2 separate regions of the Mus musculus genome follow, and region 1 is linked to region 2. Evidence: chromatin contacts called from ENCODE POLR2A ChIA-PET data. All regions are on one chromosome and are shown on one strand. The core of a region is the stretch at or near the end of the contact, and the rest is flanking DNA. Distances in the headings are between cores, read along the strand shown.

The links. ChIA-PET counts read pairs that join two places held with the same protein, here RNA polymerase II (POLR2A).
Region 1: POLR2A ChIA-PET joins it to region 2 with 13 read pairs in embryonic stem cell. The contact joins the promoter of 6330415G19Rik here to the promoter of Zscan10 in region 2. POLR2A ChIA-PET finds 5 or more read pairs at or near these places in 5 of 5 experiments (Patski and embryonic stem cell).

Annotation. Positions count from the first base shown.
Region 1 is chr17:23,549,221-23,552,225 of GRCm38, forward strand. 6330415G19Rik (RIKEN cDNA 6330415G19 gene) reads left to right here and starts at 1,579. Exons shown (of 2, transcript NR_126484.1): 1 at 1,579-1,680. n-TRccg2 (a tRNA gene) reads right to left here and starts at 1,115; the gene lies at 1,043-1,115. It also overlaps the pseudogene Casp16.
Region 2 is chr17:23,599,436-23,602,439 of GRCm38, forward strand. Zscan10 (zinc finger and SCAN domain containing 10) reads left to right here and starts at 1,391. Exons shown (of 7, transcript NM_001289481.1): 1 at 1,391-1,524. It also overlaps a transcript of Zfp13 not described here.

The DNA.
Region 1 (3,005 bases), core at 329-2,828, 50 kb before region 2:
AACTGTGCCGGGTCTCTGTCCAGTCTTCCACCGTCTCTTCAACCAAATGTTACTTGGTAGGGACAGGTCTTCATGCTTTCTCTTTATAGAGTATACAACTGGCCTATATATTTTACTTGATACCCACCCCCCTCAAAAAAATTAAAGTAAATTAAACAACAACAGCAACAACTAAACAGCACAGTCGGAAGAACCTGAGGTCGAGTTTTGGCTTGAGGCTTGTGGGTTCCGGCCCAGTTGCGTTATCCTCGTGTCCTTTTGACTCTCCTTTATCTCATGTGTGTGTCTGATATAACATATTTGCAAGCTTTATTAAGCCACTGTAACATTAAAGAGAAAATTATTCTGCACAAGGCTCTGTCACGTGAGCTGGTACCCCGCCCTCCCATTCTGTGGTTCTCCTGGGAGTTGTAGGGATGACAACGGTTCCACTTAGACCGAATCCCTTAAATAGAGATATCCCACACACACACACCAGGTTAAATGTCAACTCAATCTGGGACATATTCTTGCTATTTAAAAATTTATATTTACACTGGACCTGTAAGGAGACGCCTCTGTTGTTGTTGAGACAGGATCTCATGTAGCCCAGTGGCTTTTAATTCCCCTGCCTCCGCCTCCTAAATACCGGCATTACAGGTGTGCCTGGACATTGTAAGAAATCTAATTTTCTTACTGTTTCATGGATTTTAAAGCTGTGGACATATAAACCGAATTTACTGCTTTAGTTATTTTCAAGTGTTCAGTTCAGTGACAATTGCATTCACCCAGATAGCCTACTGAGTTTTTTATTTTAATCAAATGTCTTTAACGTTCCCTTGGGACACCTCCCACCCACCACGTAAGCAATCCAATCTAGCATCTATTCGGTTCCTTTCCTTGGCACTAATTCGAGCTGCTCGTAGTCTGTCTTGAGATAATAACTTCACCTACTTAATACAAACATGCTGGTCTTCCTTCCGGGGTACCAGACAAGAGTTTGAAAAGCAAATTTGAGAATGGGAAATTTTAAGGTAGGTTTTTAAAAAGCAAATGCACGCAGCGACCACGAAGGGACTCGAACCCCCAATCTTCTGATCCGGAATCAGACGCCTTATCCATTAGGCCACGCGGCCCTACACTGACTCAGGCCTTAGCTCTCTCCATAAGACTTATTCAAGCGCCTACTGCGCATGCTTAAACCAAAGAAAAATCCTACCTATTGAGCCAATCTATTTAGTGACAGTCTCAAAGGAGCCTCCACAAGTTTGAACCGATATAATCAGACTCCTGAGCAGTCAGTCAGCAGAAGCCCTTCCGGATCCTAGAGGCTCGTCTTTCAGATCTCCTCCATTGGCTGGCCCTCAACTCAAGACCAGGGACAACCCACATGAACTTGCCCTATCACGTCACTGAAGTATCCACAATTGTCTTTTCCAGTCTCCAGACCCGTGCTGGCTCGCCTCTCTGGCAACTCCATGGCCCCAGCGCCATGTGGAGATTGAGACCGCCCGCATCAGGGACTCAGCGAGGCGAGAGTTATAGTTCCGGAGATGATCCTTCCCAGAACTTCTTTCTCCCTAAGCCTCTCCCAGCATATCCAGGTCAGCCTTGTGAGGTTCCGTAGTCCCAGACAGGAAGCACAGACCCGATTCAACCTCTGGTTCCCGAGAGCACAGTCGATCCCCTATCTACTACCAGGTAACTTTCCCCATTATCTCACGTATTTCAGAAAGAGCATACATTTTCCGGAGCACGCCGATCATGAACACATACATATTTATTGGCGCTATGTGAGCTCCCACGCCCAAACTGCTGCATCGATGACAGGGTGTGAAGAGGGGATGTAGGGGAAGTGGTGAGGTTGCTCGTCCTATAAACAGAGCCGGCGCCTGAGCAAGCTGCGGATCTCCAGGCAGGCTTTGCACAGCTCATCACTGTCTGGCCCCAGGACGTCCAGCTCACACACCCGCCTGTTGACCCTGTTGACACTCAGCTAGGCCCTGAGGGGCTCAGTCCATCACACCCACTGCAGTCATTGTCTGCTGGAGGGGTTTTTGCGGAGAGGTCGATACTTTCTGAAATAGTCTATGAATCCTAGGCTGGTCTCAGTCTCTGGTCCTGCCACTACCTCCCAGCTACAGGCATGCTCCTCAATGACCGACTCTTGTGTCTGTTGTTCTGTAAGCCTAAAATTTCAAGTGCTACCTAATCATCTTTGAGCCTAATACTAACCCAGCAGTTTTACATGAGCTCCTTGCTCTCAACCAAAAAGTCCCCCACCCAAAGGGAAAGGCTCCCCACCCCATATATATAATCATATAATCAGCCAGACCAGCATTGCCCACCCTGACCTCAACACAAGAAGAGGACCTCCCTATTAGCCTGCAAAACTGTACAAATGAACTGACCCTATTCTGTAACAACCCAGTGGCACCTCCCTTCCTGCACCCCCTGCTGGCTCCTTCTACTTCCCAGTATACCCCCCACCTCAGTCCCCTCCTCCCAATGGCTTCTGGTGTCCTCCTCTCCTGAACTTTATTTAGTGTATGTAATAGCTGCTGCTGAGTTTGTCTGACCAATGTGCCCTGTATTTGAGCATCTCTTGATGTGAGGGCAAGAGGGAGGGAGGGAGGGAGGGAGGGAGGGAGGGAGGGAGGGAGGGAGGGAGGGAGGGAGAGAGAGAGAGAGAGAGAGAGAGAGAGCCTTCTCCTTGCTTCTCCTTTCCCTGGGTTAAGTGGAAGGTAATGAGAACACTCCCACAGATCCAGCCCCTCTTTCTCCCCTCCTAACCCCGTTCCTCACACCTCAGTCAGCAGCTCAAGGAGATCTCTTCCAGGGTTGGCTCTGATGACCTCCACCAGTGTCTGGACAAAGTCCGAGCCCTTTTCATCCCGATAAGCCACACAGCCTAGGTGAGGGGATGGGGTCAGAGTCAACCTTGGGCTGACATCCCAACCTTCAGTGGCCTATTGTGGGTGGAAGAAGTGAGGAGGGGAAGCAGAGAGCATTCTGGGTAACTGGCT
Region 2 (3,004 bases), core at 141-2,640:
CTTAGGAGCAGCCAGAGCAAGGCTGGGCCTAGTCACGACAGTCTGAGACATCAGGGCTTTGGGGGCGACCAGCGCCGAGTTTCCTTGACCCCGCGAGTGATGTAGTGCACTCTAGAACGGGGTGGACACTCCAGATAGCACCACTGATTCCCGGAAGGAATCCTCCTCTGTATTTGGGAGCATGTAACTAAGAAAGCCCATCAATGCAAAGGGGAGAGTTTGACTTTAAAGTGGGCTCCAAAGGGTTTGTGGAGGTAACTTCTCCTGAGAGGCGGGGCGAGGCGGAGGGCGCTGTTAGTAGGACAAAGCCACTAGCAGGATTCTGGTGGGGGAGACTTTTAAAAGCTATATGGACTGAGGAACACTCATCTTTATCACATCTTCTTGTCGGTGTATGTTTTAATTTTTTTCTCACTACATTTATTTATTTACTTATTTATAGGTTGGGTGGGGGCACATGTGGAAGTCAGAGGACTACTTGTGGAAGTCAGTGGCCCAGGTTTTTGTTTGTTTGTTTTGAGGCGGGATTTCATGTAGCCCAGTGACTTCAGACTTCATATTAGCTGAAAGAGGCCTGCCTCCATTTCCCAGATGCAGAGATTACAAGTGTGCACGATCATGCCCAATTTTATGATGTGTGCTTCCTGCTTGGCAGGAAAGCATTCTACCAACTGAGATGTATCCCTTTGGTTTTGAGTTTTTGAGACAAGTTCACTCTGTTACACCAAGCCCATCTGGAATTCAGGGCACTCTTCCAGCCTTAGCTGAACCTGGAAAAGATAGCACTGCAGGTGTAAACCATCACACCTGCCTTCTGTCCCCCTCCTTTTCTACTTTGAGACAAGGTCTCACCACGTAACTATAACCTGTAACTCAATATGTAGACCAGGCTGGTCTTGAACTAATAAGAGATCCACCTGCCTCTGCCTCCTGAGTGCTGGAATTAAAGGTGTTTTCCACTCTAATTGACCTATTTTATTTTCTTACAACTGCAGTCTCATCTGTTCCTTGGAATGCAACCCCCACACCCCAAATCCACCTGGGGCAGGGCCTCATTCCTCAGTTTAGCTCCATGTCCTTAGAGCCTGCTGTTTAATAAACATGTAGATAAATATTTGTTGTATGAATGAAAAGCCAAGCAAAGAGGCCTACACACAGCAAGCACGTAAAACAGAAGCTCTTGGCCCCAAAAGGGCATCAGTCTGTCTCCGCGTAGATGGAGAAGCTCTGGCTTAGAGTAACTTAACTCTTACAGAAGCTTGGCAAAGTTAGAATCTGGAGTCATCACTTTTCCCTTGGTTTGTTTCTGGCTCCTCCCTCTTCCTTACCCCACCCAGACTGGGAGGTGAAGGGTTAATTCCTGGAAGCCCCTTTATCCCCTTACCTGAAAGGGATGGGTCAGGCAGGGAACTTCCTGTTCCATTTCCCGGGATTCCTTTCCCAAACTAGGCTACGCTGCCTCTTACCCTGAATTCTCCCAAGGATCCCCAAACATCTCGGCCTCAGGCGTCGGTACCTGGAGTGGTGAGTTGGAGGGCTGGGGTGTAGGCTTACAGCACTGTGGAGAGTGAAGGGTGTTTCGGGGGACCTACTGGTAGGCTGAGAGCTAGAAAAGTCTTGGTTATAATGAGCGGGTAACTCGTGCTGGAGACTCCAAGGCCACACAGCATGATGCATTTGTGGCCTTGGAGACATGAGGGAGGGTCCCAGAAGTGACGATGCCATGCGTTCCTAGCACCAGAAGGGGATCTCTGCCTTAAAAAAAAAAAAAAAAAAAAAAAAAAAAACAAGTTAACAGAGTTGAGCAAGTTAGACTGCTAGCAGAGAAAGGGGGTTATTTCTTGCAGAGGACCACTCTAGCTCCCTAGTGTGTAGGTGGATTTTATAGCAGTACCTACATACAAATTTAGACCGGCCAGATTTCACTAAAGAGCTTTCTCGCCCCACACCCAGCCAACCCCCTACAGAGGTGCATATTAATAGGCCTTTTGTCCTGGAGACCTGGGGGAGGGACAGGCTTTCTAAGGCCTACTTGCCTGAATTCCATCTCTTGGAAACCTCTGGCAAGTCCTCACCTAGAAATTCCAGCTGCTGTGTGGTTAGGCGGGCCTTTGACCAGAATCTAGAATTCTCTCTTTCTTATCTATGCTGTCATACTCCAAGCTAATACTGGCAAAATTTCATGGGGTAGGACGCAAATAGTGGGTTCGGAACCCCATTTCCACTTTAGCAAGCAGTATTGCAGCACCGGGTGAAGCTGTGAGTAAATCACCTTGGACTCTCTGAACCTGTAGGATTAATAGGTTGATCTAGCAAGTGAGTCCGGGCGGGATGAAGTGAGCAGCAGGCAACTGACTGGGCTGCTAAACGCTTGGAACTCACGAGCATCTGCTGCAGAGTGGCCAGAGTGACTTCACTCTCTAATTGTTTTTATTTTTTTAAGGTTTATTTATTTTATATACAGAGGGTTTGTATGAATGTGCATCTGCGCACTATAAGAGGGAACTGGGTCCCACCAACAGTTGGGAGTTGCCATGTGAGTTCTGGGACTTGAAGTCTCATGAGCTCCGGAAAAGCAGCCACGCTCTGAGCCTGGAGCGCCTCCATATCATATTTCATATGCTTCTTCAGACAGCGAAATGCAATGCTGTTTCCTGTGTGTGTGAGCCAGAAATTAGGGCTCGATGTGCTGGCTGGGCACAGGCCCTGAAGATACTACTCCAACCCCTCTTTGTGTTTTTATTTTTGAGAAAGAATCTCACTAAGTTGCCCAAGCCAGCTTTGTACTTCACTTAAGTCCAGGCGAGCCTGAAACTTTCAGTCCTGCCTCACCTGTGGCTGGCTCCATAACCTCTCTCTCCTTTTCCTTTTTGTTTCTAATATGTTTGTTGTTTTCTGAGACAGAGTCGTGTATCCTTGAATCACCAACTGAGCTGAGGATGACCTTGAACTCAATTGATCTTCCTGTCTCTACCTCCCAAGTTCTAGGATTTAGAGGACATTT